Linked DNA regions of Homo sapiens: region 1 is linked to region 2. Evidence: chromatin contacts called from ENCODE Hi-C or POLR2A ChIA-PET data. All regions are on one chromosome and are shown on one strand. Each heading gives the region's core, a stretch centred on a gene start or an enhancer-like site at or near the end of the contact. The rest is flanking DNA. Distances are from core to core; before and after follow the strand shown. Region 1 overlaps PDE4D (phosphodiesterase 4D). Region 2 has its middle 120 kb from the start of PDE4D-AS1.

What was found. A loop is a pair of places that touch in the nucleus more often than their neighbours do. ChIA-PET counts read pairs that join two places held with the same protein, here RNA polymerase II (POLR2A). Pooled maps may share reads with other maps.
Region 1: a loop to region 2 is called in a map of cardiac septum, with 1.9 times the contacts of the local background. The contact joins two enhancer-like sites. A Hi-C loop is called at or near these places in 2 of 168 maps with a recorded cell type or tissue (ascending aorta and cardiac septum) and 11 of 50 pooled maps. POLR2A ChIA-PET finds 5 or more read pairs at or near these places in 1 of 52 experiments (activated T-cell).

What each region holds. Positions count from the first base shown.
Region 1 is chr5:59,124,415-59,128,990 of GRCh38, forward strand. All of the region lies in intron 5 of PDE4D (phosphodiesterase 4D), which reads right to left. Among named protein-coding and RNA genes, the nearest start is that of PDE4D-AS1, 87 kb to the left of the region's middle. RefSeq lists enhancers at 2,361-3,271, 3,272-4,181. Within about 2 kb of position 2,762, at least 20 of the 41 ENCODE cell types and tissues checked have a DNase peak (open chromatin) inside an H3K27ac peak, as active enhancers do.
Region 2 is chr5:58,920,018-58,924,690 of GRCh38, forward strand. No RefSeq gene overlaps it. Among named protein-coding and RNA genes, the nearest start is that of PDE4D-AS1, 120 kb to the right of the region's middle. Within about 2 kb of position 2,559, at least 20 of the 41 ENCODE cell types and tissues checked have a DNase peak (open chromatin) inside an H3K27ac peak, as active enhancers do.

The DNA.
Region 1 (4,576 bases), core at 1,512-4,011, 200 kb after region 2:
CCTCATTTATCTTAGCCCAGGCTGACTCTAAGCTGCTTTCACTTCTACCTCACTGCATTTCGCCCTGATAATTTTGTAGCTTACCTAGCCTCCCTCTTTGAGATCCCTTCTTAAAAGGGTCATTCTATTAACCTACCCATATCAGTTACTTTACTACTGCTGATCTATCGCTACCTGTCAATTCATGGGAATTACAGGGTGCACTGGGACAAGAGTAAAATGATCCAACAAACATAATGTTGCATTTAAAAAAATAAGCTAAAAGATACTGATGACTTTTTATAACTACAACATATTCGTTTGTGAATAAGAACATATATAGTAAAAAGATGAAAATGTGAACAGGTTGACTATTTCCTAAATTTATGGCAGAGGTTGTTCTGGAGAGGATGGAAGAAAAATGAGGCTGGCAGTGATGGTGGGGAAATGCAACCTCCAAAATTATCTATCTATATATTTTTATTAAAAACACCCACAGTAATTATGGCAAATGTTAATGTTTGTTTGTTCTAGGTTTTGGATACATTTAAGATCTCTTGCTTTCTGGGTACATTTCTTTTCTTTTCTTTTCTTTTTTTTTCAAATTAATTCCAAAAGACTTATATCTGCTACATGAAGAACGAAGCAAGTTCAGCTCTCTTGCTGAAATGTTCAAATGCTGAGGCAAGGCCTGTACTACAAATTTGTGTAACCAAAACCACAGTGCTCTCAATGCTCCTAGTGTTGCATTACAGCAGTTAGAAGAGATTGAGCTATTTTGTTTCCATGGCTCATTAAGCTAGAGTTAGACTGGTGTCCATAATCAAATTTACTGCACTTACCCTTGCTTCTTCCCTATGAAGTACAGCCAGACCTTAGGGAAAATCTCAACTATTCCAGGTCCATGGTAATTTGGTCCACGAAAGAAATTAACACACCTGAAAAGGATTAAATTATTTTTCCTTTTCAAAATGATCCTCTTCCTTAAGCTTCCTCTGTCAATTGACTGCCAACCTTATTTGCTAATTCCCATCCCTCATCGGGCTTCCTAGCACTTCCTGCTGCAAATTAGTGTGCAGTGAACCTGAGCCTGCTCTCCAAAACACATCCAGACTCTTGGGGCTTTCTGGGCTTCCGCTAGGGTGCCTGGTGCAAAGGGGGCCTAAATCAATCAATTAAGGCCTGGGAAGATTCCAGGCAAGAGGAAGGGATATCTTGGGGGACAAAAGGAATGTGTAGGTGGGAAGAAGGGAGAAAGTCTTTCTTCGTTTTTCACTGCAGGAAATGATCTGGACAGAGAGCAATTCGAATCATAGACAGGGAGGGTTGGGCAGGATGCGATGGGGGAGCGAATGACAGACACAAGTGACAGGAACAACTTAGGGAGACAGGTCAGAAAACATCTAATCTAGGCACATAGCAGAAATAGTGAAGGGAATTGAAACAGTTGTTCTGTATTTTGTTCACAGTGTTAAAGTCAAAGTCAGTGCTTTTTAACCTCATGGGATGGAGCGGGGGAGGGGGCACAAGGAGCCTTGTGTGAAGGCTCTGGCTCTGCTTATTGATCCCCCAAATACAATAATACATCCTCACAATCATAAATTTGAGAGCAAGGGGCTCTGATCCTGTGATATACAATCTAGGCCCTTATTGGATCCTGGAACTGATTTTCAGAATCCTTTATTCTTTTAAGTACAATTGTAAAAAAAAAAAAAGAGAGAGAGAGAGAGAGAGAGAAAGCAAGGAAGAAAGGAAAAAAGGAAGGGAAGAAGGAAGGAAGGAAAAAAGGAAGAAAGGAAAGAAGGGTTCCATTTATAAACCTCAGACAAAACAAAAATGAAAGCAAAAGAGAACAAAAAATAGCCAATACGACCCAAGTTACAAATTTACTTGTATCCTTTCAGAGGATAACCCAAATTCCTGCAAGACAATTAGCCATCTTTCTTTCGATTATTACAGTAAGCAAGACGGGTTAAGAGTATATAGTAAATGTGCTTTGCTAAACTCCTTCTCCCTTTATTGACTCTATCACAAGAAGCACACTTAATATAATTTTTACAATTTTTTAAAGAACAAATAGGAAAGAGGAGAAGGTTGTACTTTAGCTACCTTTGTGTATTTGAAAGGAATGCTGTTCAGGGCTTCTTCCTTTTCAAAAAGAAACAGGTCTTTGAAAACGAAGAATCATTACTGTGCATATCTCTCGAGGGCTGCTCCTCTAGTATCAGTCCATTTGAAATAGGAGTTTCACATAATTCAATTTATTAAACCCACATTTCCTGCCAGATTTTGCTTTATGTGCCTATGTCCTTTTGTTTCCCGGCTAACATTTCCACATCTCGGAAATCATTCTTTCTAGTATAACTGAAGAATATGGATATTAAAATCAGATCAGCAAAAGATTTTTATGGACTTGGAAAGCTGCCCATTAATGCCGTAAAATAAAGCGTGTTATACAGCTGATATCATCAGTTCTACTCTATGTTGTTTTCATATTCCTGGCGGTGGGTGGAGAGTTAGAGTGGAACAATTAGGAGTGGGAAAGAGAATGAAAGGATTCGATCAATTGTGGAATTTCAAAGCGGAGACAATTTACACTAAAGAATTCAAAGACTTCGTAACCTCCAAGACATTTTCCAGTCCAGGTAACCGTTGAATTATAGCTGGAGGTGATGTTCTTGGAGCTGCCTGTGAAAGCTGAAATCACAACATGCCTGCAGTGTTCCCTTCCTAAACCAACTTTGCCATTTTCTCAGGCAGACACACAAACATGCAAGCGTCCACAGTAATGTGCGTGTGTGAGGGATGGGGGAAGAGTGATTGTTGCTTTGTAGTAGCTCCTTTGAAGTGTTTAATTCCTCCCTTGTAATCTCTTCATCAACACACATTTAAAGCATATCAGTTTTACCTCAGCAATTTGATTCTCAGAGGCTTATGTGGCTCAGGGCCTCTGTCCAGCACCTGGGTGGCACAGTTTGTTTTATGTGCATGCAGAAGTGTTAACAGAATTAATTTTTTTCCTTCTTTCTCTCTTTCTTCTTCCCCCACCTCCCCCAATTTAGGTTAATGAGCCCAGGCAGCAGTGTGTGTGAGTGAGCGGGCGTGTGCACAGGAGGGCCGTGAGCCTGCCTTTTTAAAATACAGGAAACGCATAGAAGAAAGAAGAGTTCAGCTGGAGCCACGACTTCCCTCTTTGCTTCTTTCCCTCCCCACCCCCCCACCCCCCACCTCACCCCCCACACTCCAGCACCGGCTTTTAATTTTCAAAAGCACTGCAATTGCTTGGTGTGGTTTCAAGAGCTGGGGTGCCATTCTCCCTGATGATGACTCTGCTGACGTCAATGGCATTCTTATCATGCCTAGTGCGACATCAGAAACCAGTCCTCAGAGGCTCCTCTTATTCACAGTGCCTGGGCTCTCAGCAAAATGTGGACCGGATTCTGAAACGCAAAGGACTCCCCGTTCCTAATCAGCGCTGCAATCCACCAGACAGTCTCCTTCTGCCGGCAGCTTGCCAGTTAAGACTTTGTTCCTTAGCGTTCTGTCCTGCAAGGACCCCCTGAAGGAGAAGAGAGGGCTAAGTGGATCACAGCGTGTCCTCCGTGTCTGAGCTTTCAGAGCCGTGTGTGTGTGTGTGTGTGTGTGTGTGTGTGTGTGTGTCCCTCAACCAAGGTTAGAGACTAGTCAATGCTGCTTCTGATTATTCTTCAGGTTTTACTAAAAGGCTTCAGTCTTTGATATAAGGCTATTCCCCCGACACAGTGGCTAAGACCCTCTTGTGTAAGTGCTCCTAGCTCACTCTCTGGATCAGAACCAGCGCCCAGGTCCCCACGTGAAGCCCATATTCACCCCAGATGGCAGCATGCACCTCCTCTCCTTTTTTTAATAAAGAAAAAGAAATAGGAGGTTGGGAGGAGAAGGAAAATAATCATAGCTGAATAATAATAGCAGAATAGGAAAATAGTATCACTAAGAATTAAATATTTCACTCTAAATACTCATGACTTGTTAAGAGGTCTGCTCTCAAAAGCTGAATTCACAAGGGAGTTAATACATACTAAACCCAGTATGCATTCCTACCTAGCAGTTTGGGGGCAATTATTATGGGGATGATGAACTTTCTCCATTTACAGTGGAGTGTATTATGGTCCAAATCTACCCTAAAGCATTTGGGAAATGTCTACAGTTCAAATTAAGATGTTTAGAGTCAAGGTCATTTCGCTTGATGATGGAATGATACATGTCTAGTTAGATTTCATCTGACCAATCTTTGACACAAACACATCAGAATTGTCTTGGTATCCACCAACCAAATAATGTTTGTTTCTCTTGAAGATTGCTGAGTGACCCATAGTAAGCTTATTAGGAGATTAGGAGCAACTGTTCCAGAGAGAAGCTGTTTAACAACATATGAAATGTGCAACATAATTCCATCTAGAACTATTTAGAATCATAACATGGAAGAACAGCAGCTTACACCTGGTTCAACCCTTCTACCTTTAAGTGAGGAAACTGATGCCCAAAGGCTGCGTCATGCTTTACTCAAGGTCATCCACCTATTAAGAGGCAGGACTGACAAACTAAAGCTGTCTCTCTC
Region 2 (4,673 bases), core at 1,309-3,808:
GACCTTCTTCATAAAGCAAATGTTAAAACTCCCCAGACTAAGGTGAGTGCCCTGTGTATGCTGACAAGGCGCTGGGTGTTAAAAATAACCTATTTTGATCCCTGGGATAGTTCAACCAATCTTATCAAAGGATTTTTCAAATGTCAGACTCTTTCATCACCCGATTTTCATTGACTCCCTGACCTGCTATTTCCCACACTGATTTTTAGGGGCTATTTGGACTATAAACCACAAAGCATTGAACTCCAAAATATAGACAGCTGAACTGGCTCTGTTCGGGAGTCTGTAATTATTTCCAAGATGAGATTTTGGGCTTTTCATGTCATAGATCCTTGACCTGGGGAGCTACTAAGCTAGAGCCCAAATGGGAACTTGAAGCCCCACTCTTAGCATTTCTCCCCTACCCCTAGGCACACCACTGCCTTCCTCTCCTTTGTTATGGATGGATGGGTGGGTGGAAACTTGGCTCGCCACCCCACCCTCCCTCCCTCATTCCCAGCTGATCCCTTGGAGAATAGTTCAAGCTGTTCATATCTAGTATCAGGAGACAAGGAGTAGGTTTACATTGACATCTTCCAGTGTTATCTGATAGCTTTCCTGAATGATGGAGGAACAAGAAATCCTAAAGTGCAAAAATAAAACTCATCAGCATCATCAAACTTCACAGCAGAATAGCCTCTCATCCCTCTTCATTATTAATGAAGTCAAAAGAGAGTCTGGAGCTTTGATCCAGGAAACATCAAGGGTAAATGTGGTAAACCAGCCTTGCCTCTCAGGCTCAGGGTTGACGTCTTTCATGGCAAGCAGCTCATTGCTGAGCATCTGGCCTGTGAGCCAGGTGCATGTAGGTTTGCTGTGCATGCAGGTAGAGACTGGGCACCGGCCTGGCATAAAAGGATGGCAGGTCACTGGCACACTTTTCCTGGCAGAATTTAAGGCAAGAAAACAGATCTGGACTATCATAGAATTTTCTGGAATGTAATTGTTAATGTCTTACTCCTTCCAACCAGATGAGCACTTTTATTTTCCTGGAACACTGAATTCAACTGTGTTTATCTTTATCCTCAAGAACTCTGTCATTTGACAGCAACTGCTGTTAAATTTACTCAGTTTATTGAACAGTTGGGATCTTTTGGCCTGTTTATAGATGTGATTATTGAGAATAAAGAGCATGGTGGGTATTCAAATTTATTTCAGCTGAAGTCGTGTCTTGTTTTTAGCTTTTCATTCTTTTACTCTGAGTCAGACATCAGTAAAGTTTTTTTTTTCTTGCTTCAATTCAAAATGTCTAATGTTAAAAGAACAATGTGTGAAGTGTCAAGTCCATAAAAGGAAATCTGGTGGTGGCTGCTGAACTGGCTCATTATGTGATAGCTAGCACTAGAGTTAAAGCTAGACCACTTCTCCAAGATATAAACATACATTTATATGCATAGACTTGTTCTGAACATGTCATCCCTAGCCAGAGATGACCCTCCCAGGCCCTCCCTGTGGATCCTATGTCTTCCCTGCCCTGATGATGGGCTGGTTGAGTGCACCCTTTCCTTTACCCTGCTCTGCTGCCTTTGCTCCCATGATAAAAAGGTAAAGGGTCCAGAAGTGGAATCCTGAAGGACAGAATCCAGAAAATCACTTTATTTATTTATTTTTTATTTATTTTTGTTTTTTCCACTGGGTGATATTTTTAATTTTACTACATAAACTCATATATCACTTAACAATATGGATACATTCTGAGAAATGCAATGTTAGGCAATTTCATCATTGTGTGAACATCATAGAGTGCACCCACACAAACCTATACGGTGTAGCCTACTACACACAGAGGCTACATGGTCTAAACTATTGCTCCTAAGCCAAAAACCTATACAACATGTTACTGTACTGAACACTGCAGGCAGTTGTAACCCAGTGGTAAGTATTTGTGTATCTAAATACATCTTAAGGTAGAAAAGATACAGTAAAAATATTGTATTATAATCTTTTATCATACCATCATATGTACAGCCCATTTTTGACCAAAATGTCATTATGCAGTAAATGACTATATATGCTTCCAGTCTCAGGGGAGGTCCACAATCTAAGTTAGTTCTGTGAATTGCCCTTTAAAACCAGGAGATCACTTTAAAGGAGTCCAGGGAATCAGCTAGGAGACAATTATTGAAAATCAGTTTTTACCTATTTTGCTGTTTTATCACAAAATATTTTCCTGCCACCCATTTTGCCACCTTTTTAAAGATTTTGGGGAAAACCGTTTTTCAAGACTTTTTTGTTGGATTTTTCTTTTGAGACAAACGATAATGAGAGAGCAAAAAGGCTCAGATTGACTTCAATTTTGTCTACATCTTAGCACAAACTGTGAGAGCTGAGTAAAAGCAAGGTTTTGCTGAAGACAGGCAGAGGGTTCTAGAAGGAGGTGTGTGTGGCAAGGCACCCTGACACACTTTGCCTCACCACAGTTCTACCCTGGGCTAGCCCCCCTGATGTCCTTGTTGTTGGCCCTCTCAGTGTTCTTCCTGCGTCAAAGGAGTACCCGGGCAGCTGCCACCAGGGAGTGGAGCAGTGGCAGCTGGGACTAGGCGGAAGTCCAACTGCTTCTGGCTGCCAATACTCCAGGCCCTGCCCGCCTACGAGGAAGTCAAGGGCAGACCCTCTCCATTTCCTCCCCAGCCCCACCGATGTCCCAGGGATGACCTTGTGGAATGGTCCCCCGGCAGAAACACATTGATGTCAAATCCTCCCTTGAAGTCCACCTCAGGCCATACATTCCATGAGACTCTTCCAGGCCAAACCCGTGAGGTGTGGACAGAGGAAACTTAAGCAGAGGAAGTTGGCACTCAATTGCAAATCTGGCTGCCTGCGAGGAGATTTATAACCAGAGAATTCACTGCCTTTGTGGTGCTTTTAGAAAACAGTCCCTGGCTTGACTGAGGGAGAGAAACTTTTGTGGAAAATGCCTGTCGTTCATGTTCCTGGCAGATCTGCAAGTATTTCTACGGCGCAAATGTAGCTCTGATTGCTCACTCAACAAACACGGACGGAACCTTTGTCAGGACGCTGGCTGCAGTGTGTGCCAGTTGGCAGATAGGGCTCAGAAAAACAGCAAGAGGTAATTCTCCCTTCTGAGCAGCAGAGGAGTGAGGACATGGGCTGGCTCCAACACCTTCTAATCCCAACCCAACGATGCACCACCCCCACTCCCCGCCCACCTTAAGGATGAAATTATTTCCCTCTTATCTATCACACCATAATGATATCCCTCATACCTGGGAAGCGTTAAGCTAAATTGATTCCAAATGTTGTGTGTTGAATCCTATCCCCCAAAGATACGTGCTTCTTTTCTGTTTTGTTTTTTTTAATATTGAAGTTCACATTTTTTTTTATGGAGATGGGGTCCTCTTATGTTGCCCAGGTTGGACTCAAACTCCTGGCTTCAAGCAACTCTCCCATCTCAGCCTCCAAAAGTGCTGGGATTACAGATGTGAGCCACTGAGCCTGCCCAAACAAAGACCAGGATTTCAAAATGTGACCTTGTATTTGGAAATATGGTTGTTTCAGATGTAATTAGTTAAGACGAGGTCATCCTGGAGTAGAATGGGCCATTAATCTAATATGACTGAGTGTCCTTATAAGAGAGAAAAATATCCTGGGAAGACATAAAGACACAGAGGGGAAAATGGCCATGTGTTAGGTGAAGGCAGAGATTGGAGTGATGCATCTACAAACCAACGAATGCCAGGAGGGCCAAGAACTGCTAAAAGCTAGAAAGAAGTAAGGAGGTATTCTCCTCTAGAACCTCCGAGAGAGCACGGTCCTGCCAACACCTTGGCTGCCAACACACTTCTCGACTTCAGAACTCAGAGAGAATAAATTTAGGTTGTTTTAAGCCACCCAGGTTTTTGTACTTTGTTACGGCAGCCCTAAGAAATTAATTTACCAACCAACAATGGCTTGATCATTGTCACCCTAAGCTGGCAAAAGTGCAGAAGAGAACTGGTAGCAATCCCAGTTAAATTTCCCATCAGGAGCACCCAGCAAACAACATGTACCAAAAAAAAAAAAAAAAAAAAAAAAAAGCTTTTTGGTTTTCTAGCTAAGTAGGCTTCTTCTTCACTGGGCCTTAGGGGATTTGTAATCCTTTTTTCCTCTCAAACAGACTAAAAGTATTCATAGTTGTCACCTAGTCCAGTAACAAATGTACAGTAACAAATGTAGTAACTCCTTGAGCCTTTTCCCTGTGATTTAGACTTGTTGGACAAGAAAACAGTCCTTGGGGGTAAAAACTCAATAATCTCTATTTGGTTTCAAAAGGAGAATTTCTAATCATCCCAAAGAAAAAAACCTGGTTAGGCTTAAGGGCCTGGGAAACTCACCACATCACCCTTGGGCTTTATTCATCCACTTCTCGTTAAAGTTTGGGGCTGAATCAACATAACCTTAGCTTTTAGTCACTTCAGTGAACTACCAAAGAGACCTTGAGTTGTCTACAAAGAACGTCGAGTTGGCATCACTTTGGAGATTAAATGAAGGGGAAAATTGACTGAAGAGGGTGGCAGGGTAGAGACTGTGTAATCTAGGCATGATGAAGTCGCTACTTAAGCCAGGACAGGATGACAAAGTTTAAGGGAACAGAGCCGTTTGCAGAGAAACAACTCTACCATAAGGAGAAAAAG